Linked DNA regions of Mus musculus: region 1 is linked to region 2. A link is a loop called in an ENCODE intact Hi-C map of the cell type or tissue named here. Cell type or tissue: left cerebral cortex. All regions are shown on one strand. Each heading gives the region's core, and the rest is flanking DNA. Links, peaks and the distances in the headings are about the cores only.

Region 1 (15,368 bases), core at 3,006-11,005, 100 kb after region 2:
CAGAACTTAATACAACAGAGTGGAGACACGTGTCTATCATCCCAGCATGGGGTACAGGCAGGAGGATCAGCAGTTCAGGGTCATCCTCTGCTACCTAGAGATGTTGAGGCCAACCTGGGTGGTAAAAATAGCTACCCTGATGGGGTTGGGAGTAACCAGCCACAGGGGACTCGTCCACTGCCAGCATTTCCATCTATGACTAGGCTGCTCATCTGGCTCCTCCTTCTCCCTCCCACACAATACGTTGTACTGCCTCCATCACACCAGCCTGGCTCAGCCATCAGCCACCCCATAGGCAAAATCTAGCACCTATATGGATTGGCTGTGGGGTGTAAAGCAGGGCTTTTCTGGTTGAGAACTCGCCTGAGTAGCCTGGGGACAAAGGGTACTAAACTACCCACACTCTAAAGGAAAATGGAATCCAATGTGACACATTTACCAAATCCCATCCCCTCCAAGAGCCTGTGGTGATTGGTGTGGCTATCCACTGCTCAGGAACCGGAATCACTTAGCAAGTTTCCGACACAACTGAAAGAATTATGATTAGGTTAACTGGAGCAGGAAGACCCACCCTAAGGAGGGTGTGTGCCATCTCCTGGGCTCAAAGAGAAAGCTAGCCAAGCATCGCCCACGAGTGTTGGCTGCTTCCTGTAGACACCTTGACTTCCTACTATGATAAACTGTATACCCTTGAACTGTGAGCCAAAAGGAGAAACAAACAAACAAACAAAAACCCTTTTTCTCCTTTAGATTGCTGTTGCCAGAGTACTTTATCATAGCAACTGGAAAAGCAGCAGACGTGATCCCAGCTTCTCCGCATTCTGGCCTTCATCCACTGGAACCCTTAACTGAAGGGGAAATGTCCACAGCACAGAACAAAGCCCTCAACTGTCATCACACCTGTCTCAGATTCACTAAGAAATGAGTTCAAATGACATCTGGGTAGTGGCTGGCTGGCTGGTTTGGCTGATAATGGATCTGCTGAGACCAAGACATTACAGACGAACCACAAGTGCTTCCTTGGCATGAACAAGGCCTTGGGTTCGAACCCCAACGCAGCGGCAAACGTCTGTAATCCCGACACTCAGGCGTGTATGCCGCAAGATCAAAGTTCTAAATCGGCCTGTTACATGGTAAGCTGGAGCCCAGCCTGGGCTACGTGAGACCTTATTTCGGCAAAAGAAAACAAGCAGACAAGAGTGTTACCTATAAATGTAAGGTGTTGGAATGGGCCCTACTGGAAATGGAGTCGTGGCTAGAGAAGTCATGGCTTCTGAGAGAAAAAGACAGACTGGCAATGGGAGGAGGCTTGGACACAGGTGAGAGCTAAAGATGCTATTGGAGTGGGGGCTGGGTACACCCCTATGATGGTTGACAAGGATCACCCAGGAGAAGGGTCTCGGGATGCCTATGCAGAGCCATGTGGGTTGTGCTCACTTCAGTGGGAAGCCCAGCCCACTGTGGGTGGCACCTTTCCTTGGCTGCAGCCTTGGACTCTGTAAACAGGCATGGGAAGTTGAGCAACACATAGGTATCGTTCACTGCCTCCTGGTGTAGATGTGACTGTCATGATGGGCTTGTTTGTCCCATGCCCTTGAAATGTGAGCCAGAAGAAACCGTTTCACCCTCAAATATCAGAGTAGTTTATCACAGCAAAAGGAAAAAAAAAAAAGGAATGAAATGAGGCTAGCCTGGGCTACGTAGGCAAACCTGTCTCAAAAATCTAAAATTAAAGCTCCTGTGTTTCTCTGGGCTGGTAAGATTGCTCAGCAGATGCAAGTACTTCCTGCTAAGGCTAATGACCTCAGTTTGATCCCTGGAGTCCACATGGTGGAAGGAGCGAAATGAATCTCAAAAGTGGGCCTTGAACGCTTAGGGAAGATCTGGGGGAAGGATCGACGGGGATAGGAACTGCACAGGAAGATGAACAGAGCTCTCAGAGACTGAGCCATCAACCGAAGAGCATACATGGGCGGAACCGAGGGCCCCAGCACAGAGGTAGCGGATGTGCAGCTCAGTCCCCATGTAGGTCCCTCAACACCTGGAACAGGGGCTGTCTTTAAAGGTGTAGCCTGACTGTGGAGTCTGCTCCCTAACATGGCTGCCTTGTCTGGCTGCAGTGGGAGAGGATACGCCTGATCCTGCAGAGACTTGATGAACCAGGGTGGGGCATTACCAGGGAGGCCCCACCGTCTCAGAGGAGAAGGGGGTGGGAGGAGGGACTCTGTGATGAGGGCGACAGAGAGGGGCAGCATTTGAGATGTAAATGAATGAATGAATGAATAAATAAATAAATAAATAAATAAATAAAGTGGTCCTCAGACCTCTGCACACATAGCATTACATGTGTCCACATACACATATACAAAATAAAAACAATTTTTAATAATAATAAAGGCTTGCAGTGATAGTGCATGTCTTTAATCGCAATACTTAGGAGTCAGAGGCAGGCAGATCTCTGAGTTCCAGGCTAGCCTGGTCTACAGAGCAAGTTCCGGAACAGCCAGGGCTATACAGAGAAACCCCGTCTTGAAACCAAACCAAACCAAACCAAACAAAGAAAGAAAATTTCTCAAAGAAACTCAAATAAAAGCCATGGTGAATACTCCCATGTCTATTAGAATGATTTTCTGAGACAAGATCTTACCATAATGACCAAGCTGCCCTTGAACGTGTAAGGCTAGAGTGCATCCTACCTCAACTCCACGGGCAGCTGTGACCACAGCCTCTGCCACGACGCTCTCGAATGCAATGGCCAGTACTGACAAGGGCACTGGGCTTCTTGGATGCTCACCTATGTGTTGCTGGGATGTAGGCTGTTACTTCTGCTAGGAAATTGGCTTGGCAGTTTTATCCCAAGGCCAACCTCTGTCATGCATGCACACACCCATGAGCACGCACAGTAAAAGGCCCTCGGGGCTTCCATCCTGAGCTAGTACTGAACTCTCTCCTGTGGTGTGAAAAAGATGGGAAGTAGTCAGGTTTGAAAAATAATCTGCGAACTTATATTTGCATGTCTGGGAATCTTTGCACTCTTGGAGGGGGGGTCTACTAGACAGCAAGAGTCTTTTACTTACACGGAGCCTTCTGCTTTCTTTGAAATGCTGCAGGAATAGCCTTCCGTGCAACAACGGTGGCTCCTGTTCCATCCCAGCACTGTTCTCTGCCTGGGAATACTCAGCAGCTGGACAATGCAACTTCTGATGTGGTAACTGACCCACCTGCTGTGTGGAGGAAACTAGTCTCCGGACTAGTCCAGCTACTAGTCAGCTTCCCAGAGTCAGAGGGCAGGCAGGAAGCATCCTCCAGTTAGCTCAAAGAACCAGTGTGCCTGGCTTCAGTCTGGCTTAGGTCTAAGGCCAGCACTCAAGGCAACATCAGGTGCTTCCAAGGTTACTGAAGCAACATGCGGCCCATGGCCAACACCCTGCGCCGGGACACTCTAGAGTCCGTGTGAGCACCAGAAGTATCCCGCACCGGAAGTATCCCACCGTTGAGCCTGGTCGCAGCAGGAGGTACAGGAGGTGTGTGAAAAGCTAATGCTGTCATGTGAGCAGTGAGGTCTTTTGCCGTCCAAACAAGGCCAAGGGGCCAAGGGAGGGTGCCAAGTCTCCATTCTGTCTCCTGAAAAAGCCTTTGACAGGCCAGCGACATAGCTCAGCGGGGGAAGGCAACTGCTGCCAAGCTTGATGACCTAAGTCCAGTCCCTGGGACCTACCTGGTAGCAGACAGGCATGGGTTCCCAAAAACTGTCCTCTGGCCTCCCCAAACATGCCATGACACACGTGTGTTTGTATGTGCACATAAACAAATACATAACTTTATTTTTTTTTTCAGAAAGAGGCCCCCACCACTTGGTGCCTGTTGACGGCCTTACTGAGCCTTAAACGAAAAGAGGGGGTTAGTGTGCAAGTCTGGCGACGGGCCAGGAGTAGGCCAGCTTGAGCAGCAGTGCCATCTCTGCCCTGCTTACTGTGTGGCCTTGGGAAACTGCCTGAGCCTCTCTGTTCCTCAGGTGGGAGTGACTGACAACTTCATACAGGCAGAGGAGGAGGAAATGTGGCCATGTTGGCCAAGTGTCTAGCAATACACTTGACCCTTAGAAAGCTCCATTTCATCTTTGGCCCTGATACTAACTCAATGACTGTCCCTTTGCCAGTCCCGTAGAGAGGAAACAAAGCTGAGGGCCTCAGGGCCCTCTAAGGCATCAGACCAGCTACAATCCAGGGTTAAATCTGGTGTGTGCGTACATTCCTATATGGGATCACGGTGGGTTCACACATCACCAGATCAAACCACTGGGCCACTCTTTTAGGGAAGGAAACAAGGAGGTTTATTCTCAATGAGGTCTGAACTATAGGAACTAAAGTCAGCAGATGTCCAAGGAAGGGATGGCCCGTAGAAAGAGTCTGTCCCCGAGAGAAGTCTAAAGTGACCAAAAACAAAAAACAAACAACTGAAGCCCAGAAAGCTGAAGGTGCCACCCAGATGTCCCAGCCCTCATGAATGTCACTGAACAAGGAAACTAGAGAGGCCTGGGCCAGATGGGATGTGGTTGCTATGGGACAAAGCCACACCTAGCAACAGCTCCCCAGTTCCAAGCCCCTATCATTCGCCTGGCAGTGATACCTCCCTAAACAGTCTGGCAGAGATCTCAAGCCGGGCCACGAACTGCCCCAGATGCTCCAGGGAACGGATGCAAAGCTTTCTGTTTTGTGTCACACCTGTGGTGACAGCTGAGTTGAAGAGAATGTTCACAGTCATTGTGCTCAGAAACCACACACACGAGTTCTATCTACCGGGGTTTCGGAATGAATCGAGGTTCCAGCTCTCCTCTCCACCTAATTGCCTGTCTGCACAGGGTAACCTTTTGATGTGAGTTTAATAATTAGTCATCATGGCCTAGTTAAAGAAAACAATGTGTTCTCCAGTGGCACTCTGTTTCCAGTGAGAGACAGAGACACTAAACGGTAACTTTCACCCTGTTTTTTTTAAAAAAAAAAAAAAAAAGGATGTTCCTCAGCTGGTCCTGCATCTGCCCAGCTGGTCCTGCATCTGCCCAGTGTATCGCCAGTTTCGGTCTTTAAGCAGCTGTGCCCCGACACAGATGCCCCTCCCCCAGTTCTGCCACATCTGGTTCACTCTATTCTGTGAGCTGGGCGCCACGATGCCTCAAGCATAGCATGACAGCAGATCCTCTTTATAACACAGACGTTTTGCCCCGGTTCCATACTCTGAAGTGCCCAGCCCCCACCTGTACCCAGCTCCGGCCACTGACCGTTTTCTCCCAGCCAACCAGCTATGCTCCCGGCTTGCCCTTTCCTGCACAGAGGAAGCGCACACCTACCTCAGGGCCTTTGCTCGGGAGAGAAATTCATGCTGGAAATAATCTGAGTGCCTAGTGAATTCCTCTCTCTCTCTCTTTCTCTGTCTCTCTCTGTGTCTCTCTCTGTCTGTCTCTCTCTGTGTCTCTCTCTGTCTGTCTCTGTCTCTGTCTCTGTCTCTGTCTCTGTCTCTGTCTCTGTCTCTGTCTCTCTCTCTCTCACACACACACACACACACACACACACCAGCTCTCGGGCCAAGCACAACTGCCTAAAGTGAAAACCTCCCAGTCACCTAGCTCCCTGTAGGAAGTATCGCCAGCTGCTGTAAACTGCAACTTCATATTAAATGTACCTTCTCTGTCGCGATGTGTCTCCTAAACACACAACAGCCTGGGCTTGAGAAGGGGTTAGCGGGCTCAGTCAGTGAAGTGCTTGTCAGGCAAACATGACCACCCATGGCAAGAGTCAGTCATGGTGGTGAATGTGCCTCACGTCGCAGGCACAGCCAGGAGGATCCCTGCAGTTCACTGGGCATCCAGCCTAGTCAAATTGGTGAACCTGGGTTCAAAGATATGGAGAAGAAGGATAGAGAAAAACGTCTGCCCTCTGCCTCTGGCCTCCTCACTCTCCTGCCCACACCCACACAGTCACATACACACACACCCATGTGTTTCACACACACAGAGATGAGATGCATAGATAAGGAAAAGGCTTTAAAACAAAGACATCTGGTACTTATCCAAAACCAACTGCCAGCTGTCCACCCCACTTAATGTTGGTCATGCACACACACAGAGACCATGAACTCAGGCCCCCCCGGGGGGGGGGGCGCTGGTTAGGCTCACCTCCCCTTCTCCCAGGAGCACTGCTCTCCAAATTGTCAAGCGTCTGCTGTCCAAATCCCCAAGCTGCCACCTCGGCCCACCCACAGCCTCTAAGACACTAATGGAGTAGGTTTAAATCTCTTCTCCCTCTCTCCCTCTCTCCCCCTTTCCCCCCCCCTCCCCTCTTCCCCCTCTCTCTCCAGTTGTCAAATGCCCAGATAACTTTGGAGGGAAGTGTGTCCCAGACTTCAGTCCCAAGGAATAAATTCCTCCCTATTGAGCTGATCTCCGGCCCATAGTAGAGACCGGGGAAGTGCTGCCCTCTGGTGGTGTATGGATGCGTAGCAGCAGCGGGCTTCCCAAATTGAGGTCAGTCGCGAGGGTCCCCTACCAGCTAGTGACCTCCTGGTCGCTGGGTACCCGTGTCAGCGCGAAGCTCCTGGTTTAGTCTTTGATGCTGCCATAACTCCTTCATTATCGGTGTTCCCAAACTTCAGACTTTTGAGTACTACCAGTTCTATTTCTGTGCCACAACTAAATGTATTTGTGAGAATAATCTACTGTAAAAGAGAGCCAAGAGGGGCTAGCAGGGTAGTTCAGTGGTGACCTCTTGCCATGAAAGCACAGTGTGCTCAGCTCAAGCCCCAACACCACAGAAACAACAACAACAAAGCAACCTGAGTTCCGGCAGTACCTGGGAAAACCAATTCCATGTGCTATGGCAGAGGAGGAAGACAGAGAAGCGGAGAACATAACTGAAGACAAAAATCGGGATTGACATTTAAAAACAAGCCTCTTGTGACGTTTGACAGCTCATCCTACAAAGGTACCCGGCACCAAGCTCTGTCATCCTGACTTTGATCTCCAGGCCTCACTTGGTGGGTGAAGCACAGCGGCTTCACACATACACACACACACACACACACACACACACACACACACACACACACCACGCGCATGCACGCACATACATGTGCTACATGGCACATTGTGCACCCACAAGCTGAATAAATAAATCATTTAAAACAACTTTAAAAATTAAAACATAAATATTTCCATTTTGGGAAAAGAAAAAAAAAAAAGCACTGTGTCCTGGATTTGAGCACTGATAGGTTCTGGGTCACAGAAGCACCCGGGTCATTAAAAAGCCATTGTTGGCCAGGCCACAACATCCACAATGCAATGAAGACAGAAATGTCACACCCAAGGTAAACAAAAACCAATCACTTGGAAATGTATTTCCTAATTGCTCAGCTCAAACAAAGGAAGAGAATGTCAGTTATAAGCAGTTCAGAGCGTAGCGGGAGCTGGAACCTCAGGCAGAGAAACTTGGGGAACTAACCAAAACCAACACCCCTTTCCCCATCGCTACAGGACTTTGTCATTAAACAAGGAAGTTGGAAAATAAACAAAGCGTGTAACCCAGGAGGGAAAACAAGCATTGAGAGAAAGCTGGGGAGAAAAGCAAAACAACAAACATTAAGTTCATGAGGCAGAGCAGGTAAGAGGAAGCCAGCCTCACGCGCAGCTTCTTGAAAACAGCTGGGAAGGGCCCGGGTTTGTGGACACCCAATTTTAAAAGCAGGGGGAGAGTGAAGGCAGCTTAGTACCGGGTACGGAGTAGAGTTTTAATGACAAGAGAATAGCCTGCATGGAGAGAGGTGGCTCAGGAGTCAGGAGCACAGGCTGGTCTTGCAGAGGACCCAATTACGGTTCCTAGGACCTATGTCCAGAGACACACAGCTGCCTATAACTCTAAAGGACCCCAGGCTCTTTTCTGCACCTCCAGGGGCATCTGTACTCACAGTGCACAGACACCCACATAGACACACAATCGACAAATAAAATAAGTTAGTAGCGTAGGAAGTCCATTGTCGGTAGGAGGTGCCCTTAGAGCTCACCAGGGACTCAGATGAGTAGGAAATGCTTGGCCCTGCCCCCTGGCTGACAGCTGACGCTGCTAGGAAGCCTGCTGTGTGACCGAGTCTCTGATTATAAACTGGAATATGCACAGAATTTTCACCCTGGGTCGAGGCCAGGCGACATCTACCTGCTTCCTCCTAAGTAAGGTCCAGATCCACCAAGGTTCCCCTAGGGGACCAATGAGTTTATTAACGTTACTTACAGAACAAGGCAGGGGGCTAGAGATAGAAATGTGGGTGGCCTGAAAGCAGCTACACGGGATGATGGCTTCCTCAGAGCTGTGCGGATGGTGCCCCCTCCCCTGACCCATGGATTTTCATTTTGGGGGAAGCTGTTTCTACGCAGTCTGAATCTTCCCCTCTCTGTGCCCATGTTAGCAGCTGTTGGTGCCCATGTTAGCAGCTGTTGGTGGCATCTCTTGGAAAAAGATGCAAGGCAGAGGAGAGCAGCTCTGATCTCACCTACATTACGGGTCCTCTCTATGTGGACAGGTCTGGAAAGCACTACCCAGACAGATGTGTGCACATCCTGCTCTCTGCTCAGGTTACCATGGTGAGCAACCTCTCAGGTCCCAGACTCAGAAAAAAAAAAAAAATGCTAGGAGCAGGCTAGAGGCTGGAGGACCACTCAAGACATCTTTTAGAAGCACAGGCACTCTGATCTCCCTTTGTCACTAATGGACTTAACATCTGCTCGCTGCGCTAATGTGTGTTTGGCCATTAAACACCCTAAGAGCCTACCTCCTACGATGCGGTTTCCAGGGTAGATGAATTGCTACCAATGCTGTCTCCGTATGTGGCCTTTCAGGGGTCCGAAACTGCAGCCTGGGTCCCTGGTCATGAAAAGGCACCTTCTGGGTTGTATGGAGCAAGAGCCAGAGTGTCTGCTGACTCCCTACAGGGCTAGTGCCATGGCTTCTCCTGAGCTGGGATGGAGGTGCCACAAAAAGAGCATCAGTCACATAAAGTGGGAAGTCACACTTTACCGAAGATATGGTCTTAGCAGAGCAAACGGTTTGGAACTTTCCTTGGGGCGTTTCCTTGTGGTTCTCCCTGCTTTCCCTGATCATCTGCCTAAAGGCTCAGGAAGTGGGAGCGGAGAAATTGGGATTGGGGGTTGGCGGGGAGGATTGCAAGCCCAGTGAGTATGTAGCATCCAGGATGGGCAGAGGTGATTGGCTGAGGACTAAGGGTACCGAGATGCCTCATTAGGGTGGGGAAGCATCTCAGAGCTAAACAGGGTTTTACCAGGAGAAAGGGAAGTACTCTAACTAAGGCTATGTGGCATTGCTCAGGTAGAGGCATGGGGTGCTTAGAATCCCCCAGGGAAGGTCAGAGAAGGAGAAATCCTGTTAATAAAGAGAGTCTCTCATTACACGCTGACCCAAAGGCCACCTGATCAACCCTCTGCTCACAGGGAGGGCTAGAATCCTGTCCAACCCCAAGAAGGCCCACACTCTGAGCCGGGACATGGGTTTGTCTCCTAGCAGAGGCAGGAGCATGTTCTGTGTCTAGAGAAAGGGAACTGTGTCCTGGAGGAAGGAGACAAGGAAGGCCTCGGGACTTCGGACACGGCTCGGTTCTCCTTCCAGGATTTGTACCTGGAAGTTTGGTAACTCCTGGAACCCTGGAGTTAGCCATATTTTAAACAGTGAAAGGTCACTAGGAGAGGAGGTATTTATCAGTTCCTGATAGCAGCTTTAAAAGCTAGGGAAGGCAGCTAGGGAGACGGCTCAGTGGGTAAGAACACTTGTTGCTCATGCCTGAGGATGTGAGTTTGAATCCCCAGCACCCCTGTAGAAAGCCACATGTGCCTATGCACACAACCTTTAAATCCAACACCGTGGGGAACAGACACAGGAGGATCTCTGAGGCAGGCTGGATCCCAGTCTAGCTCTGGGCTCACTGAGAATAGGGCAGAGCATTATAAGGCCTCAATACCTCCTTGAGCCTCTATACCTGCTCACACACATGCATACGTCACACATATAAAGCACACACACACACACACACACACACACACACACACACTTCACACACAGCTAGCTAGTGCATGACTCACCACGTGCCCCATCTCTTTTTAGATGGAAGCATGAACTGCTACAGAGACGCAATAAGCCTAAGGCCCTCTTGATAGCAACAAGCAGATCCCCCTTGTGGCCCCACCCCAGGCATCTCAGACAAGTTTTACTACTCTGTGCCATGGTGAACCTTACACTACTACTGTAAGCCCCTGAGCTCACCAGCCTGACCCTGCATGTCCTGATGTCACCTGGTGGGATAAGGAAGTGGCATGGCTGTGAACGACTTTCTCTGGATTCCTGTGTCTAAGCCTGGCATCCCCCTCCCATGTCCTTCTACGAGACCAATGGAGGTCATGATGCTGTGCCCTCCACGCCCATAAAAGGTAAAAACATAGCCGCCATGCTCGGCTGCTCTCACAATGGAGCCAGAGCCAATGAATTCAAGATCCTGTAGGAGCCGAACACCATGGCCAGATAAATGCCATTTAAAATGGACCACAAAGAAGTAGAAACCTACCAGGCACTGAATAGTAATTTAAATAACAAGTATCTATTGGACACTTGTCCCACGCTGTAGCAAAAGTTCCTGACGAAAGCAAAAGAGTTTATTTTGGCTCAAAATTCGAGGGATGCGGGCTGGCGAGATGGCTCAGCAGGTAAGAGCACTGGCTGCTCTTCCAAAGGTCCTGAGTTCAAATCCCAGCAACCATATAGTGGGTCACAACCATCCAGAATGAGATCTGACGCCCTCTTCTGGTGCATCTGAAGCCAGCTACAGTGTACTTACATATAATAATAAATAAATCTTTAAAAAAAAATTCGAGGGATGCAGTCCATCATGGCAAAGGACACGAGGTGGTCACATCACATCTGCAGTCGGGAAGCAGAGAGAGTTCACCGCTATGGTGTACATCGCTTCTCCTTTTCATGTGTCACCCCATGGGGTAGTACAGACCATATTTAAGTAGTCTTCTATAGGATTCAAATCCTACCACGTTAACAATATTAACCACTATAAAATCCAACATAAAGAGAACTACTAGCCACGCCTGGTGGTACACGCCTTTAATCTCAGCACTTGGGAGGCAGAGACAGGTGGATTTCTGAGTTCAAGGCCAGCCTGGTCTACAAAGTGAGTTCCAGGACAGCCAGGGCTACAGAGAAACCCCGTCTTGAAAAAAGCAAAAACAAAAACAACCAAAAAAACCCTACTAAACTTACCGAAAAACAACAACAACAACAACAACAACAACAACAACAACAACAACAACAAAAACCAAATCACTGATAGAGGTTAGAAAAATTCAAGGTACCAGGCTGGTGAGATGGCTCAATGGGTAAGAGCACCGACTGCTCTTCTGAAGGTCCTGAGTTCAAATCCCAGCAACCACATGGTGGCTGACAACCACCGGTAATGAGATCTGACACCCTCTTCTTATAAGTCTGAAGACAGCTACAGTGTACTTATGTATAATAATAAAGGCCAGAGCGAACAGGGACTGAGCTAGGGGGGTTGGTTGACCAGAGCGAGCAGAAGTTCTAAATTCAATTCCCAACAACCAGATGAAGGCTCACAACCGTCTGTACAGCTATAGTGTGTACTCATATACATAAAAAAATAAATAAATCTTTAAAAAGAAAATTCAAGGTACCATGTATGTGTCCTGCACACACACGTGCACATGCCCCTGCCTAAGTCACAAAAGTACTTAAGTGGTGGGCAGGAGGATTGATCTTATTTTTTATTTATGTGATTGAGTGATTGTATATATCACATATGCACTGTCTTGGGTGCTGGGAATCGAACTCAGGGTTTTTTTGTTGTTGTTTTTGTTTTGGGTGTTTTGTTTTGTTTCTCTGTGTAGCCCTGGTTGTCCTGGAACTCACTCTGTAGACCAGGCTGGCCCCAAACTTAGAAATCCACCTGCCCCAGCCTCCTAAGTGCTGGGTTTAAAGGTGTAAGCCACCACTGCCCAACTAGGCAGGAGGATTGAAACCTGAGCAATTTGTCTGCTTCCTGAGCCATTATTGATAAGGGATTTGGAAAGAACTCATGCTGATTACAGAATTCAGCAAGAACTGGAGTGGCAAGCTCTAGAATAGGCCAGCCGGCAAACATCCGGCCTGTCCAGACTACTCAAATAAGTCCCAGCAACCAGCAGACACTATGTAAACCAGAGATCTGGAGAGGTTTCAAGATTTCACACTTTATTTACAAGAGCAGATCTGGATTCAGGCCACAGGTCATAGTTTATTGCTGCCTGACCTGGAAATGCAGATTCTTGAAGAGAGTCGTGCCTTGCCCCCTTTTTGGAAGAAAAATAACAAACAGAGACTTGGTCTAAAATGAGAGCGAAGCCCATAAGGTAGAGCTCCCAATATTGTTGTTTAGAGTTGCACTGTGTGTATGCGTTAATGTAGAACAACTGTAGTTTACTTCTGTGCTTCTTTATGAGTTATGTGACTATCAAGAATATGGTCTTTTTACCGACGCTCCGGTCCTGTAAGAAGCTCAAGGCTTAGTGAATGCAGTGCCTTTGTTGAGGACAGAAGAAGGCACCAGGGGGTGGGAGAGATGGCTCAGCAGTAAAGAGCACTGACTGCTCTTCCAGGGGCCCTGAGTTCAATTCCCAGCAACCACATGGTGGCTCATTACCATCTGTAATGCAGAGGGGGGGAGGAGGAGAAGGGGGAGGAGGAGGAGGGGAGGGAAGGGGAGGGGGAGGGGGAGGAGAAGGGGGAGGGGGAGGAGGAGGGGGAGGGGGAGGAGGAGGAGGAGGAGGAGGAGGAGGAGGAGGCATCTGAAACTGCAATGACAGTTGTGAGCTCCCTGGTATAAGTGCTGGGAAGAAAACTTGTATTCTCTGCAAAAGTGGTACTTTCCCTTAACTACTGAGCCACCTCTTCAGCCTTCAGGGACCTTTTTAGGTGCAAACCTAAAAGCAAAGACATAAGCAGAATGCCAGAGAATCCTAGGAGACCCTAGGCTCCACCCCTGGTACTACATGCTCCCTCCCCCCCGCCCCTCTCCCTCTCCCTCTCCCTTCTCTCTCCCCTCCCTTCTCTCTCATGCACACTCACGCACGCGCGCGCGCGCGCACACACACACACACACACACACACTCGCACTCACACTCACACACATACTAATAACAACATGACTCTTATCATCATCTTCCCAGCACTTGGGAGCAGGAGGTGGGAAGAATCAGAAGTTCTGAGCCCTCCAAGATACATCTGAGTGTAAGGCCAGACTGAGATACATGAGGCACTGCCTCAAATGAGAAACCACAAACTCGATTAGAATTAGGTGTAATTTGGACTTCAGTTCTGTCCTGTTCGGTACAAGTGGAACAGTCGTGGGAATCCCTACCCCCACCCTCACCCCCTGAGTAAGGAATGTTTCCCATGTCCAGCCAAGGTACCAAGAGCTCCGGCTTTACGGATCTAGGGTCGTGTCTCAATGTTTCTTTCCACCCAATAAGACTTTGGAAGGTGTCCCAGGGTAGCAGCTGAACTACAAGGTAAAGGAGAGCAAAACCGAAAGCAACGCTTGCAGGCTCATGCCCTTATGCCAATCTCTGCGAAGTAGAGAAGCTTGCCAAGATGGAGGAGGCTGGGATGTGGGTGAAAGCGGTCCCTGGCGCTGTAGAGGGCCTGAGTCCCTGGCGCGGCAGTGGTTCCTGGCGCCATATCACTACATGGCAATCGTCTTCTGGAGGAAGACACATCTATCTTACACTTTAGAGCAACAGAATTTGCCCTACAAAGGATTTTCCAAAGATAATAAACATTAAACTACTAAATAAAATGAGTTACCTGGCAATGTTGACACACATCTACAATCTCAGGGCTTAGCTTAGGAGGCTGAGGCAGGAGGATGGCCAGTTCAAGGTTAGCTTAAACTACATAACAGGATCCTCTCTCCCTCAAGCCAAAATGAATTTGTAAAAACTGGTCCACGGGCTTCAAACGCAGTTTTTAATCAATTCAGCTTATCAAGCTTTAAAGCACTGAAAGGGCAAACGTCTTGCTCTGTCTGCAGTGTGGCCCATTGTAAGAACAACCAGCGCCCTGAACACACAAACTGTAAACACCCAAATTATGAGCCAGTAGGGAAGGGCCGAGTACACGGCTCAGCGGGTAAAGTGCTTGCTGAACAAGCATCTGGACCTGAGTTCTGTCCCCAGCACCCACAGATGAAGCTGGACGTGGGCTCCCATAATACCAGTGCTGCGGCAGAGGCAGATCTATATTCATTACGTTTGAGTTTGGCTGATAAAACACTATGACCTGAAGGAAGGCTGCACCTCCTAAGCCTACCCTCACAGTGCCACCAAGTGAGGACTAAGTATTCAAATATCTGAGCTTAGAGGGGAGCCTTCTCATTTAAATCACCGCACCCCCTGTCTTCGTTAGGGTGTCTATTGATGCAGTGAAAATACCATGCTCAAAGCAAATTGGGGAGGAAAGGGTTTTTTCAGCTTAGACTTCTACTGTACTGTTCATCACTGGAGGAAGTCAGGACAGGAACTCAAACAGAATAGGAACCCGGTGGCAGGAGCTGATGCAGAAGCCATGGAGGGGTGCTGTTTACTGGCTTTCTCCTCATGGTTTGCTCAGCCTGCTTTCTTACAAAACTGGGGACCACTAGCCCAGGGGTGACCCCACCCACAATGTGCTGGACCCTGCCTCATTGATCACTAGTTAAGAAAATGCCCTACAGCTGGATCTCATAGGGGTATTTTCTCAACTGAGGTTCCTCCCTCATGACTCTAGCTAATTTGTGTCAAGTTAACATAAAGCCAGCCAGTACACCCTCAAAGTGTCACCAATGGGAACCAACTGTTCAAGTATCCGAGCTTATGGTAGACTGAGGGGAATTCTTGGTGGTTAAGGGCACTGGCTGCTCTTCCCAGGACGCTAGGTCAGTTCCCAACCACCTGTGACTGCAGTTCAAGAGTACCCAATGTCTCTCTTCTAGCCTCTGTGGGCACTGCTCCATGCACACCATGTAGTACAGACATACATGCAGCCAGTATACCCATCAATGTAAAAAAAAAAAATTTAAAGAATAAGAATTTTGCCGGGCATGGTGGTGCATGCCTTTAATCCCAGCACTCGGGAGGCAGAGGCAGGTGGATTTCTGAGTTCAAGGCCAGCCTGGTCTACAGAGTGAGTTCCAGGACAGCCAGGGCTACACAGAGAAACCTTGTCTCGGAAAAAAAAAAAAAAAAACCCAAACAAAAACAAAAACAAAAAACAAAAAAG
Region 2 (15,368 bases), core at 2,784-10,783:
GCTCACGGCTCCCTTCTGCTGCCTGCTGATCAGTATGTAGAACCCGTTGGCTCCTCCAGCACCGTGTCTGCCTGCATGCAGCCATGCCTCACCATGATGATAATGACTGAACCTCTGAACTGTAAGCCAGCCCCAATGATCTGTTTCCCTTTATTGGAGTTGCTGTGGTCATGGTGCCTCTTCACAGCAAAAGAAACTCTAAGTCCGGAAGTAAAAAGCTCCCTGGCAAAGAATCTGGCCTCCTGATAGAACCTCTTAATTCCAGCCAGCCCAGGGCTCCTCCCATGGGACCCTGCAGAAGAAAGCCATGCAAATCTCACCCCCCCACACACACACATATGTTGTAAAGGACTCATGCACCCCAAGTCCAAGATAGGAAGTGTCTTAGTTAGTGTTTCACCGCTGTGAACAGACCACCATGACCAAGGCAAGTCTTATAAAGAACATTTAATTGGGCCTGGCTTACAGGTTCAGAGGTTCAGTCCATTATCATCAAGGTGGGAACACAGCAGCATCTAGGCAGTCATGGTGCAGGCAGAACTGAGAGTTCTATATTTTTATCTGAAGGCTGCTAGCAGAATACCAGGCAGCTAGGAAGAGGGTCTTAAAGCCCACATTCACAGTGACACACCTACTCCAACAAGACCACACCTACTCCAACAGGCCACACCTTCTAATAGTGCCACTCCCTGGGCGGAGCATACACAAACCACCAAGGGAAGTAACCTCCACTTCGTGGTTTGTGCCAAAGGGAGCCTCCAGCCGTTTAGTAACCAAGCTTTCCTAGTTCCCATGCTTACCCGGTGCTATACCCAGAGCTATGTGGGTGGTGAGCAAAATAATTCACCCACTACCACTTACTCACCGAGCCATTATGAGAAGGCACTGTGCCAAGCGCTGAGCGTGGTTCCTGCCTGCCAGGAGCCCACTCAAAACTGTACGCAAACAAGCAAGCCCCCACTACACAAACTATGGCCTCTAACATGTGACCAGCTGTAGCATCACGTGGGGGCTCATGAGACAAACAGATCCTCAGGGCCCACTCACCAGGACCAAAGGAAATGAAATCCCTGGGAGTGTGGCTCTGGAAGCTGCTTTTCAAAACTTACCAGATCAGAAGCTTGCGATCCGTTTGTCTCTGTGGCTAAGATCTCTCTCTCTGCTCTTGCAGAGAGCCAGACTTCAGGTCCCAGCACCCACAGGCCCACAAATGCCCACAACTCTAGCTCTAGAGGATCCAATACCCTCTCCTGGCCTCCACAGGCAACTGTATACATGTGTTCATACAGGCATACAGACATACACATGAATAAGATAATAACGCTTTGAAAAAAACATCAAGCGACTCTTACTGTGTACATAAATTTTCAAAATTTCAGAGGCCTGCTACTAACCTTCCATTTTAAAACTGCAAAACCGGCTGGGGGAGGGCTTGCAGCCTAAGCACACACCCACGTTTGGATCCCCAGACCCCAGTAAAAGCCAGGCATGGAGGCGTACGCCTATAATCCAGTGCTGGTGGGCTGGAGCCAGGTGGGTCCTAGAAGACTGTTGGCCAGCCAGTCTAGCTCAAGTGTTGAGTTCCAGGCTCGAGGAGAAACTGGTCTTAATATACATAAAGGAAGACACCTGTTCAATTGTGCTTTCTGTTGCTATGGTAAACACCACGATCAAAAGCAGCCTGAGGAGGGAAAGGTTTATTTAGCTTACAGCTTACAGCCCCTCACTGAGAGAAGCCAGGGCAGGAAGCTGGGGCTAAGAACTGAAGCAGAAACCCTGTTTATCGGCTCTTTTCCAGTTGGCTTGCTCAGACAGCTTTCTTAAAGAGCTGCTCCAGACCCACCTGCCTAGAGATAGCACTGCCCACAGTGGGCTGGACCCTACTGAGTCAATCAGCACTTGAGAAAATACTCCAGCAGACACAACCACGGGCCAATCTCATAGAATCAATTCCTCAACTGAGAGTGCGTCTTCTGAGGTCTGTGTACAACATTGACAAACACTAACCCTAGCTACGACAACATCCAGTGTGTCAATTTTTGACCTCCACATGTGCACACACTAGGGCAAACACACACACACACACACACACACACACACATTGCAAAGCAGCCACAGAGCTTGTCTCATCTAAACCCTCTTCCCTAGTTCATATCCAGAAAATATCTAGAGATCTATTAATCATAATACTGTATTTTATCCATAGACAGACAGACAGACAGACAGATAAGCTTTGAAAGCAACAATTTGTTCATTGTCATACCACTGGTTACCTAGAAAAGGTCTAGCACAAAACAGTGATTAATAAATATTTGTTGATTGACAGATGGTAGAACATCCCATATCCCAAGCATTACTAGTTATTGAGAGATCCTGGAGAAAGAGAGATGTTGTTGGCCACAGCGTGCTCCACAGGGAGAGCCACCCAGGTTGGCCTTTAGTGTGTATCAAATAGGGATAAAAGGATGCTAGAACAGAGAGGTTAAGCCTCTTGCTGGAGTAGGTGGTAGGCAGTTAATATTACCACCAAGAACTTTCCTAGTTCTTTTTTAATATTACCACCAAGAACTTTTCTATTCTGCATCCCTCACGCCTGTGTCCTGAATCGCAGAAGTAGGCAATGTCCTCCAGAGGGTACATGGTGGGAATGAGGGTCAGCCTGGAGCACTGACTGCTTCTCTAAAGGACCCAGGTTTCCTTTCCATCACCCATGCTGGGGCTCACAACCATCTGTTAACTCCAGTTCCAGGGGGATCTGATGCCCTCTTCTGGGCTTGATGGGTACTGCATGCTCATCCTGCACATGCATACAGGCAGGCAAAATACCCACAGTCATAAAACAAAAATAAATAAATCTTACAGAAAAAAAACTGTAAAGAGGGTACCAAGGCTCAGTGATAATAGACAATTTGTTCCCCTTGAAAGAAGACTTGTAGACGGACATTCACAGTAGCTTTATTTACAATTTCCCCAAACTGGAAACAAACCCAAATGCCCATCCACAGATAAAGTGACCAGTTGTATTATATTTACACGATGCAATATCACTCAGTGACAAAGTGGAACAACACACAAACACACACACACACACACACACACAAAAGATGAATGCAAAAAACAGATTGAGCTAAAAAAAAAAAAGAAAAGAAAAGAAAGAAAAGAAAAGAAAGAAAAGAAAGAAAAGAAGCCATACTCTAAATGCCCATGCTGTATGTAACACACTGGGGCTCATGTAGAGTTCACAGTCCTAAAATGATCCGGAAAAAAAAAAAGGTGGGGAATAGAAACCCGGTAAGAAATTGCTGCTGGGGCAAAGGTAGGGTGCTCACTAGGAAGGGAACAAGGGCCTTTCTGGGGGTAATGGAAATATTCTCTACCTAGACTGGATTAGTGGGTTCATGGGTGTTTATAGCTAACCAAGCTCATTTACATTTTATTCTGTTAGATCATACTCTGTGTTAACAGAGAGCTAGAAAGCCTACAGGCGACTTAGCAGGTAAAGGGACCTGTTGCCAAACCTTGGACGTCTGGGACACACACAGTGGAAAGGAGAGAGCCTCCGGTTGCTCTCTGACTTGAACGACTGCACATGCATGCATTGTAATTTTTTTTAAAGGAGCTAGAAAATCATCTTCTTTAGCTCGCAAAGCCACATATGGAGCTATGAAGCCAGGTTCGCCCTGTCCCAGTGACCTCTTGGTACCAGTCTGTTTTGGCTGAGCTGGGAGCTCCCAGCCTTCCAAAGTCTGAATGGAAGAAATTCAATCCTCCGTGGATGAAACATAGATTTCCCAGTCCCAAAAGCACGACAGAGAGAGATTCACAAGGAGGCTGGACTGCTGTCCTGCTGTGAATTGAGAAACTTGGATTCAGTCTCATCTCTGACTTTCACCTGCTACTCCATGACTGACTTTTGCCGTGTTGCCGTGAAGCAGAGATCACGGGACCCCAGATCCTCCATGCCAGAAGCCAGGAGCCCCGGTGCTTACCAAACAGTTACTACATTTTCTTTTTAAAAAGAATAACGTGCTTGCTTTATACCTACTAGACAATTTTTTCTCATGCATGCTAACATTGCTGTAATTAATAAATTACACAAGTATTTTGAAGCTAAAATGAAGCTCAGTGGCTTTTTATCATTGTGTGTTTGCTCAAACAAAACCCAGCAGAAGAGAGCAGCTAGTGCTCATGACTTTGATTTAAAGAGGCTGGGAATCTCTATGTGGAGGATTGCTAAGGGACAGTCACCAAGGGGATGGTCGCCAAGGGGACCGTCGCCAAGGGCCCTTCCAGGTCAACTGCCCCACGGTTGTCTGACATCGTTTGGGCAAATGCTTGAGAGACAAGCCTCTTGTCCTGGCTCCAGGAACAGAGTCCCCAGTGTGTGGGCTGTGTCCTGGCTCTATAACCTATTTTACAGCACCTCCCAACACAGGCGCGCGCGCGCACACACACACACACACACACACACACACACACACACACACACAGAGTGGCTATTACACCTTAGGTCTCCAACTCTGATAGTGAGCCTCTGTAAGAAACCTGGACATTTTCTTTTCCACAATCATCAGTTTCTGGTGTCAGACAAAAAAAAAAAAAAAAAAAAAAACGGGGGGTGGAGTTCCTGGTCACAGTGAACCTCAAGAACACCACGGAAGGCCACAGCACACTGGGGAATCTGTCAACAGGAATCTGGATTCAGGCTGAGCCAGGTGCCCCATCACCCCAGCCTGAAGGGCTGAACCTGCGGGTCTCACATCTAAACCCATGCTCTGCACCTTCCTTTCCAGCATTCTGGTGGCTTTTCCCACCCCACTATCCTCAAAACTTCCTCAGCTGCAGGCCAGGGTCTTAGTGCACAGATAGAAACCAAAATCTCCACCCTCCACTTCTGTGCCCTTCCCAGCAGGTTGCAACCTCGGAGGTTCTGGTGCTGAGTCAGAGGTTTCTAGAGCTTCCGAATAAAGAGGTGGCGGTAGCGGGGATGGGGGTGGGGGTTTGGGGTTGGGGGGTGGGGGTCGGCAGCGTCCTACTTCCCAAAGGCGGCGGCGGGAGACAGGCCCCACTCTGGTGGCGCTTGCAGATACATCACTTCCCAAAGACCTCTTCCAGCTACCCTGCCCCGCCCCCAGCCTGGGTACCCAGACTTTAAGGCATAAATCCCCAATCTCCACCGCGGCCACCAAACCAGAGGGTGAACCCCGTTTTGCCCATTCGATATTTTAAACAAAGCCAAGGGCAGAAGATGACCTGCCGCCCCATCCTTCAGCTTCTGGTAAAACTCCACTTGCTGGTTTTAATCCATTTTCCCACCACCACACTGGAAGCGACTCCGGAACCCGCCTTCTCTCTAAGGCACCATCCCCCCTCTCAGGCTTCCAACTTTGCGGATCAGCGCACAAAAGATAATCTGCTCTTCCCCCCCCCCCCCCCCACTCCGAGAGATGCGCGCCGCCCACCTCCGCCCCGGGACGCCCCGGCCTGCGTGGCCCGCGCCGCCCGGACCAGGGCGAACTGCAGAGGGCTCCCGGCCGCAGCCGCTCCCTTAGGGCCTGAGGATGCACTTGCAGAGAGGCCCAGCCCCGGAGGCCCAGCGATCGGCCGGACGCTCGGCTGCTGCAGCATCCCGACAACATCCCCGCAGCCAGGGGCTGCGCGGACAGCCTGTAGGGAAGGGACAGACCCCCAGAGGGTCATGGATCCAGCCACCCGACGCGCACTCACCACGCAGCGCCGCGGAGCCCGCGCGTCTACGTCCCGACCGCCCGGAGACCCACGCGCGCTGTTCAATCCGGGCTCCGAGTGACGAAAAGCCGCGCTCGGCTCCAGCCTGACCCCGACCGACGCACAGACCCGGGGACGCACCGACCGTCTGGCGTCCGAACTAAGTTTCAAAGTTCCCTTCCCTGCGAGGGAAGGGGACTCAGACAGCGCCGCTGCCCCTGACCGTGCCCGCTGAGCTCAAAGGGGAGCTGGGGTCCGATGCCCCTGGTCCTGGGATCCAGGCACTACCTCCCGGGGGCGCCGCGCTGTGGGGCCCTGGCTGGAGTTGAGCACAGAGAACCTAGAAAAATGGTGGGGACGGGGAGCGAGAGTGTACCTCCTCGCTGCGGCTCCAGCCTGGAGGGACGCTAGCTCCCCAATCCAGGGAAGGGATAGGCCTTGATTGGACGACACCGGCATAAAATCAGAGGCGCCACGGGGTAGTGACGGCCAATTAGTAAACGGCCCAATTAATGCTCAGCGCCGAGAAGTTAAAACCCCGACGCGCGAGTGTGGACAACCGAGGGGTGGGGGCGAGCAGTGGAGGGTGCTGGAGCCTGTGACTGTCCCTGGGTGTGTCCGGGTGTGACTAGGTGGCCGTCAGGGCGATTTGTAGCTGGGGCTTCTCCTCCAGGGGATGGATCTGCGTGACCGAACGTGTACACTTGTGGGTCATTGTGAGTCTGAGCTGTGACTGTCGGAGCTACTTCTTTGTGTGACTGTCCCCCGTTGCCACTGGATGTGACAGCAGCTGCGAACCTGTGTGGAAGCGTTGTGTATGAGTGTAGATAGATGAGGTGACTTGTATGTTATCGTAGCCCTGTGCGTGGGCGAGTGGCTGCGTGTGGTTGAGGATAAATGACTGGCACCGTGACTTATGTGGGACGGCGAAGGCTGTGTGTGGTGCCGCCTGGCTGGGTGACAGAGAGTCGCTGCGCGTCGGCTTGTGAATGAATGCGAAGCGTGGGTGAGTGTGTCACTGTGTCGTCTTACGGGAAGCTGTCGGGCTGACTTCTGCCCGTGATCTACAACTCCCAGCATGTGTGACCGACCGCGAGGGTAGCGGTGTGAGTGGCACGTGCCCGTCGTCCAAGATGTTGTGTGCGTGTCCCCGTGTGCGCCCCCAGAGTGCCTACGTCCGCAGCCACGAGATTACTCCTGCCCCCCACGCTCCAGCCCGGGACACTCGGGCCCCCAGCCTACCTTGCCGCCTACCTTGCCGCAGTGGTAGTAGTCCAGGTGTGCCAGGCCGGCCGGCTCGGCCCCGGGCCGCGCACCTACCGCGGGCGCCGAGGGATACAGGCGGACGTCCATGGCGGGCGCGGCGGCGGCGGCGGCTCCCGCGGGCAGTGCCTGGGCGGGCAGCCGTGGGAGCCCTATGCGAGCCCGTGTGCGAGCGCGGGGGGCGGGCCGGGGGCGGTGCCCGGAGGGGAGCTACGCCCTCCCGCCACGCCCTCCCCCGCCCCGCCCGCAAGCGCTATTGTTCCGGCCTCGGGAGCCGCCGAGGGCAAGGGGGGCCCCCTGGTCGCCTTGGTCTCCGCCCAACCCTCCGCCCCTAGAGTTAGTTGCCAGTCCAAGTGGACCGTTCCTGTCCCGCCTTTTGTCACCAAGAAGAGAGAAATCTCTAGGCCACCCCTGTCCAGAAATGGGACATTCCCAGCCCCAAATATTGGGGACAGTGTCAATCCCCACCCTGCTTGCAGGGCAAGTAGGAAGTGGTTGAAGGAGCATCCATTTGGAGATGGGCACTATCTTACCTTTTGCCTTACATGGGTCTTAGAATAGTTCCCTGCCTCCCAACACACACACCTCAAGCTCATCTGAGTTATTCAGAGAGGGACGGGGGGAGGGGGCAACGTGCATAAAGGTTTATTTTATATATGAGGAAATCGAGGCACCAGAAAGGGAGAGCATGCAGAAGTGAAAGCGCTTGGATGAAGACTGTGGAAAGTCCCCTCCCCCTTACTGGTAAGGACGGGAAGGCTCAGAAGCCCCGTACACTTAGCGTACACTTAGCCACCATCCAGAGCTTTTCGGAACCCCAGAGAAGCAGTGTGAATCTGCCCCTTGTCGTCCGTCCATCTGTAACAGCACCCTTGTTCCACAGACACTTGCTAGCTGGAAGAACCATCAGGGGCTGTCTGCTGCTCACCCCACCCCCATCCAGTTCCTGGGTTCCAGGTTCTGGAATACTTTCGAAGCCTGCCTGGGAAGAACAACTGGAGAAAAGAGCGTGAGCCTCTTGCCCACTTAGGAGACAGCTTGAAACTAGCTCAGGCTCCATAACTGCTTCTTGGACTTGCTTCCTGGCCGGGAGCGAGGACCGCAGCAACCATGAAATCCAGGCACCTCAAGAGCAGTGTGGGAACTGGTCTTCCAGCGAAGGCTGGAGAACAACAGAGGGAAATTACAACCCAGAAAGGAAAGAGCTTCTAAATAAACGTCAGTCATTGTTTCTAGAAACACCAGGCTCAGCCTTATCAAAAAGGAATTTCCGACAAGCCTCTCTCCTCCCCCCCCCCACCCCCCCTGTCTCTCCCAGATCTGGCTACCCAACTAACCTAGCAATAGTCACTGAAACACACACACACACACACACACTTCTCTGCATTGAATTGAGTATTTCATGTGCACGTGGATGGCTTCTGTGCTGTCTGTCTGTCCTGTTTACTTTTCTCTCCTTGTGCCATTAGCCCACTGGACTACTTCAGCTTTGTAATAAATCTTAATGTCCCATAGAATAAGTCCACACACATTTTGTTCTTTAAGACTACCTTGGCAATTGGCCTTGGTGCCTTAATAAAAATCAGCTGGGATTGTCATTGTTCTCACATCGAATCTTTATCCCAATTCGGATGAAGAGGGTGTTTTCTCTGTGCATTAATTTTATCCATGAACATGGTACACCCACTTAGGGTTTCTTTACAAGTTCTCTCAGCCATGTTCGTATGCGAAAACCTGGCACATCTTTTATTAGATTTACAACTGGGTTTTTTTTTGTCATTTTTATGCTATTATCAATTATTTATTTTGTTTGTTAATATGATGGTCAAGGCTTTCTAACACCTCCACAAATCCTTTGACACTCCTCCCTAGGAGTAGAGTCTAATGCCTCCCTCTTAGAAAGGCTGATTTTGGCGAGTGGTTCTTAGTAAATACCATGACTTCTGAGGCTAGTTCATTAAAGCTAACACAGTCTCACCTGCTTGACTTCTCAGCAGGCTCTTGTTTGGAGCTGTAAGCTACCATGTAGGAGGGCTGGAATCATCAGAGAAGCCCTGAAAAGATTATGGTCTTTCTTGAATCCAAAATGTTTAGCACTTGGATTGAAGACACAGGCAGAATCTCTGTGAGTTCAAGTCCAGCCTGATCTACATAGTGAGTCCCAAGACCACCAGGGCTACATAGGAAGACCCTGTCTCGATAAATAGACAGATTATTGGTAAATAGATAGACAAGATATTCAGTTGCCATGACCGATAATAAGTGCATATTATTTTAAGCTACAAAATTTTGAGGTTGTTTCTCAACCATATAGGCCTAGAATATACTGGAAATAAACTTTTACACAATGTTCCAAAAACCAGAAACACTGCCAAACTCACTAACCCTAATCATTTGTACATGGATTCTTTGGCTTTTAAAAACCCTAGAGCTATGCTCTCTCCCATCTGTAAATAAAATGAAAGTTTTCTCTTAAGTTCCAATCCTTGTATGTTCCGTTGCTTTTTCTTGTCTTGTCTCACTGGCCAGTAACAGTAACAGAAAATGTGAGAGAAGCCGCCAGCCCCCAACTTAGTCTTCCTTCTGAGCACAGAAGGACTATCAATACTCACCACGAACTGTGTGCTTGCTCTACTCTCTCTCTCTCTCTCTGTGTGTGTGTGTGTGTGTGTGTGTGTGTGTGTGTGTGTGTGTGTATCTTGACAAATCTTGCCCTTTGAGGTCAGGAGATAAAAGTGCCACATGAGATCAGTGAGGGATGCTTAACGCCCAAGAGCTAATGGCAGACCCAAAGCTACAGCTAAACCCGAATCTGTCATCCAGCATTTCCCACTGGCCACACCCCAGCACTCTTGGTCTCATCAACTCTAGCAAAAAAATTGTCAACAAAGTCCACCATGGTTCAAAAGACTCCTAGGAGCCAAACTGCTGTGACTTCTCTGGAATCTGCCAATAGCAGCCACCCCTGTCAGCCCTTCCCAGAGAAGAAGGAAGACTTCGAGAGGACATGGAGAAGTCTGGTGAGGATCTTACCAGGGAAGACAGACAGTTCTCCGAGCTTGGCTTTACCCTAATGGCTTTATCTTATTCTGTTGCCTCATCAGATAGGATACCCTACCCCCCTTCCAAGGAATACCACAACCATGTTTGTTAGCTTCAGGATAAAAGTGGACCTTGAAACCTCTCTTCCTGTTAACCTCAGTGGGAAGCGAGAGAGAATGAACAAGCTGACTCAGGCCAGCTCTGCTGTTCCTCGCCTACAGCAGCTCAGGGCTGGGGAGTCTGCCTATGAACCTTCCCAGACCCAGCTTCCTTTGCTACCGGTCAGCACGCGGATGCACTTGAGCATGTTTTATTATTATTTAGATATGATCAGGACAACAGGAGATGGTTATTATTAAAACGACAGTGGCCTCATATGGTTCCTGAGAGGAGAGGGAACACTGTGTTAGAGATACGTGGGGGAAGCCTGAGTATCAGTTGGGGTAGAAGAGAGTGGACTGTACATAAGGACTTTTTTTTTTCACAGATTCTATAGGTTTAGGGCTGGCTGGTGTGGATGCTGTCAGTGTGTACATACACATTCCCAGCTGGCCAGTTCCTAGTCCCTGGGTAATCTGAGCAAGTAGTGATTGAAAAGTATGCCCTGCCCATAGGCAAATCATGTTCTGTAGGGATAGGGATTGCTAATCCTAGACAGGACTGTCCCCGCAGGGTTGGTGAGACCCCAGGAGACAAGTCATCAGATTGAAAGAAAGAAAGAAAGAAAGAAAGAAAGAAAGAAAGAAAGAAAGAAAGACAGACAGACATGACTAACAGCCATGGGATTCCCAAAGGATAACGAATCTTACTCCACCCACAGCTCCTTCACCCAGGAAATGTTATGGCTCCCATTCAAGACAGCCAACATCTTAGAAAGCAGTGTGTGTAGCACAGGATCTAGGCACTCAATGCTGACAGGCTATAGGTCTGTCAGAGAGTCTTCCTCCGTTCAGGCATGTAGTCGGATTGACTGAACTTTTAAGTTGAGTGTGACCATGTGACTCATTTTACCCAAAGTGGTATGTGTCACTTCTAGGTGGAAGTTTAAGAGACTGGCACTCAGGAGGCAGAGGCAGGCAGGTCTCTGTGAAGCTAGCATGGCCTACAGAGTGAATTCTAGGACAGCCAGAACTTCACAGTGAGATCCTGTCTTTAAAAAGCAAGATGGTATTTAACCCTATTTTCTTTCCTTCATCCATTAAAAAAAAAAAAGTAGCAAAACTTAACTCATTTTTTAAGGCCAGTTTAACTTGCTGGCTGGGTGAATACTTTGAGGTGCTTACTGCTCTAGGAGCTGTTTACACACAGTACTAACAGTGCCCGCTTTGCCAAACCGTGACAAAACGTGTGCCTTGTGAGTTTCTCCAGCAAAGGGACAGGGGTTTCCCCCATTATGATACCTGTGACTAATACAGGGTCTGGCATAGGCAAAATGCTTGGTTCTCACCTTGAGATGAACCCTTGAGGACCTTCTTATACACACACACACACACACACACACACACACACTCCAAGAAGAAGAAGAAGAAGAAGAAGAAGGAGGAGGAGGAGGAGGAGGAGGAGGAGGAGGAGGAGGAGGAGGGAGGGGAGGGGGAGGGGTGAGGGGAGGGAGAGGAGGAGGAGGAAGAGGAGGAGGAGGAGGAGGAGGAGGAGGAGGAGAAGGAGGAGGAGGAGGAGAAAAAGCCCCTGTCTTTTATAAATTCCAGGAGACAGAGGGCAGGAAAAGGAGTCACGTTTCAGCACTTGTCTCCATCTTTCTTCCCTGAAGCAAACATACCTCATCACAAGTGTGGTGGGACATATCATGCTGATCTGGGCATTAGAAAATGGGGATCCATAGAGAAAACCTCCCCTGTCCTATGGAAAGTCTTCCAAAAGCCACGAGATCAGAAGCATCCGAGGCAAGGATCTAGTGCAGCAGTTTACTAAGCACTGATTCCTGGACACACAGGTCGAGGAAGGAGGAGAGCCAGGAAAAATAACTGTCAAGAAAAGGTGCATTACTCTGGACAATTGGGTCTGAACTCCACTGGGGGACTCGGGAAGACAGAGTAGCACAAATATGCCACAGAATTATCCCATTCAACAGGCAAGGACCTGGGTTCTTTACTTAGCAAGCCCTAACAACTGGGATTAAGACAAAATTCTTTCCCAGGCAGTTTGTCCTGGCAACTACATGTGAAGAACTTGCAGCAGAGATATCCTGTGGGTAAACAGATGCAGGACTCAAAAGGCAGAGGCCGGATGGCACTCTGGAATGCTGATGGCAGGGGGCATTTGGCAGAGGGTAACCCCAGGGCTTGGGGCTGTGCAACCTGGAAGTGGAACGTTGCTCTCTATTCACACTTCACTCTGTGCCTATGTGCAAGAACATTCCCTCAGGAACTTTCTAGAAGTGGGCACTTATTGTCTGAGGGTGGCAGTTGCGCATTGCTAGAGCCCTGGACACTACTCGCTATGTGGTTCAAGAAAGAGCACTTCAATCTGTTTGTCATTTCTGACAAGAGGCCAAGCCAGCCCAAAGCCTCTGTCAACAACATCTACTGGGCAAAAGACTAAATGGGCCAATGCTATGGCAGAGACTTTGGCACAAGGTCACTTCTTCAACCCACTACGTAGAACACAAAACAAGGGAGCTGGATGGGACACTGGATTCAAACCCTGATCTCTGCTCTGCTCCCTGCTTGACTTAAGCCAAGGCTCTGAACCACTTTGAGCCTCAGCGTTCACTTCTGCAAAATCGGGTGCTCATACCTGGCTGTGTGTTACCGTGTGGGAAAGGAATCAGCAAAGCTAAATGTAAATGAATCACTAATTAAAAATAACTAATTAAAATTGACCTCATATTGCAAAGAAAATACAAAGCATCAATAACAGCTCGGATGTCCTGCTTGCCCTGTGTGGGGCGCTGAGACACCCCCGGGAAGTAGGTGTTACTTCTAATACTTCTTGAAATGCAGAATGGAAGCACAGAGTGACCCACTAGGAAATGCAACGAGTTGAGTTGGCCAAAAGGCTTCCTTGTAGGACCCTAGGACTCCCTGCATCCGTCTAATCTTTCTTACTTCGAGAAGAAAAATGGTCAGTGTCCCAGTTAGAATTAAACTTCATTAGTAAATGAACTCGAGATTTGAAATATTCGAAACACAACTATCTTTTAACTTTTCTATCCATACTCATATAGAAGAATATTATAGAAGCATCGGGTGTTTATCCTATATCCAGGGAACTTGCCAAGTACTGTTGGTGCTCATCTTTGTTGCTGTCATTTCTCTCTTATTTTCTATATCGAATAGCATGGTCACTCAGGAAAAAGAGATAGGCTCCTCTTCTTTTCTAATTATTTCTTCACTTAGTCTTTCTTTTAACCTCCTCCCAGTTTGATTAAGATATATGCACATATTGCATAGATTTGTAACACATACAGACATATATATGTATACAGACACACACGTAGATAGATAGATAGATAGATAGATAGATAGATAGATAGATAGACAGACAGACAGACAGATTAATATCATGTTCTACCTTTATAGAGCTTTTTTAACAGTGAGAACATTTCAGATCTAATCTCAGCAACTTTCAAGCATGTAACACATCAATATTGGCCTCTGCCTTTTCTTACTGCGTTGTCCAGTACCTCTAGAGTATCTACTAACAGGAACTAGAAACACTAAGTATCATCCACTCACTGCTTAGATGAGCACATCTTAGACTCCACCTCTTAGCCAGGAAGGAAGATACTGACTGATGGTCTGGCATGGAGAATGAACACATATCCCGTGTCCACAGACTGGAATTCTACATGATGTTCTTTTCAAACTCACTTTAACGGTGTCCAGTTACCCTTTGGATAGGAAACCAAGAGGTCACCGAGGCCCCCAACAATGCCTGCAACAAAACTTTCACTCAATTTTCTTGTTCAGAAAGGAGGACACAGAAAGAAAGTGGGATGTTCTGTTTTGGGTTTGGCTGGCATATTATGTGTTACCTTATTCCTGCTTTTGTTTGCTCTGTAGCCCCTTTAAAATGCCCAGGGAAGGAGACGACCACTCTACATAAAGAAATTTGAATTTTTGAATGCCCGCTTCCCATCTGAAATGTCACTCACACATTAAGTCTGTGTCCCTGAGTTGCTGTGGCAACCTCGGCAGCACTCTTTGCCCAGGGTGACAAAGGGGCCCTTTGTTAGCCGGGAGGCCAGGTCTGGGTGCAGGGACATCCTATTCAGTCCATTCTAACAAAGGAGCCCACGTCCCCCCTGTCTGAGCGGCCACTAGCCCAGTGGTGCCTCAGCTGTTGACAACTTGCTGTGGGGAGACTGCCCCCCTACGATTGCCCTCCTTGAATCAAAGTTGGTTTCCTATTTCTTTCTTTGTTTTTCTTCTCCTCTCTTTCACTGTGTGTACTTGCCATACAAATTCCCCACAGAGGGGCCCACTCTTGCTCTTGCAAAGAAAAGCACCCACTGTGAGGCCTCCCTGGAAGAGGCATGAGTATCCCAGTCTTAATCAAATGTCCTAAAGTTGCTTACTGAGAATGGACAGTCTAGCAGCCGTGAGTGAGAGAACAGGCTCTCGGTTTGAACAAGCAGACTGGCCCTGCCGTGGAAGCCGGTCTTAGCTGCTGCTGGCCCTTAGTAACCTCTGGACCCAACAGCAAAGGGGTTTTGCTAAAAGCAGGCTTCCCAAACAAGATCTGGGAGCTCATGTTTCATCCATCCTTGGACCTACACCCATCCCACCCTGAGAGCTGAAACCAGGGGCAAGCAGGTATATTTATATAGCCCCATGATCACAAGACTGGGAGGCCAAAAGCCTGACTTCTGGCCTTAGGTTCTCTGAGCTCACAAGTGGAGAATAGCCCAGGTTTTACCTGCAGCCTCTGTTTAGCTCCCAGAACCACAGGCTTCCATAGCGATTGCTTGCAGAATGAGTCAGGAGGAGCCCTTTGCCCTTTGCTCTTTGCCCTTTACCCTTTGCCCTCTACCCTTTGCTCCATCATCAAGCCCAATAGAATTGCTTCAGGTTTCTCTCTCTGATTCAGTGATGTGGTAGAAGCTAAGACAGCAAGTTCTGACGTAGGCAGAATAGTGCTGAACCCTCCCACTGTTTCTAAGGGCTAGCATAGAACCTGGCACTCCTGAGTACTGCCTGCTGGTCCTCTGCATCATGAATGAATGAGTGTCTGGGAATACATTCAGTTTATCTTCTCAAGCAATCTGACTGAAACCAGTCTCCTCATTTCAGCTCATTTTCCTCAGGCCTAGCCCTCAGGCATATTTGTTCCTTTGTCCAGAGCTGCCTTGTCCAATCCCCTACGTGGAAAACTAC

Evidence for each region. Hi-C counts contacts between places; a loop is a spot of excess contacts. Peaks named below come from ENCODE experiments on the same cell type or tissue, not always from the same donor. Only the 100,000 strongest peaks of a DNase experiment are listed, where the experiment ranks them.
Region 1: a loop joins it to region 2, with 2.6 times the contacts of the local background. A loop is called at or near these places in 17 of 42 quality-filtered maps.

The regions. Positions count from the first base shown.
Region 1 is chr2:163,092,840-163,108,207 of GRCm38, reverse strand. No RefSeq gene overlaps it. Among named protein-coding and RNA genes, the nearest start is that of Gtsf1l, 11 kb to the right of the region's middle. In left cerebral cortex, for the core only: a CTCF peak has its summit at 6,506 (motif pointing left); DNase peaks (open chromatin) are centred at 3,507 and 6,478.
Region 2 is chr2:163,194,876-163,210,243 of GRCm38, reverse strand. It overlaps Tox2 (TOX high mobility group box family member 2), which reads right to left and starts at 7,117. Exons shown (of 9, transcript NM_001372575.1): 1 at 6,982-7,117. The coding sequence starts at 7,080. In left cerebral cortex, for the core only: a CTCF peak has its summit at 6,680; DNase peaks (open chromatin) are centred at 4,303, 5,311, 6,121 and 6,673; H3K4me3 peaks cover 2,468 bases; H3K27ac peaks cover 489 bases.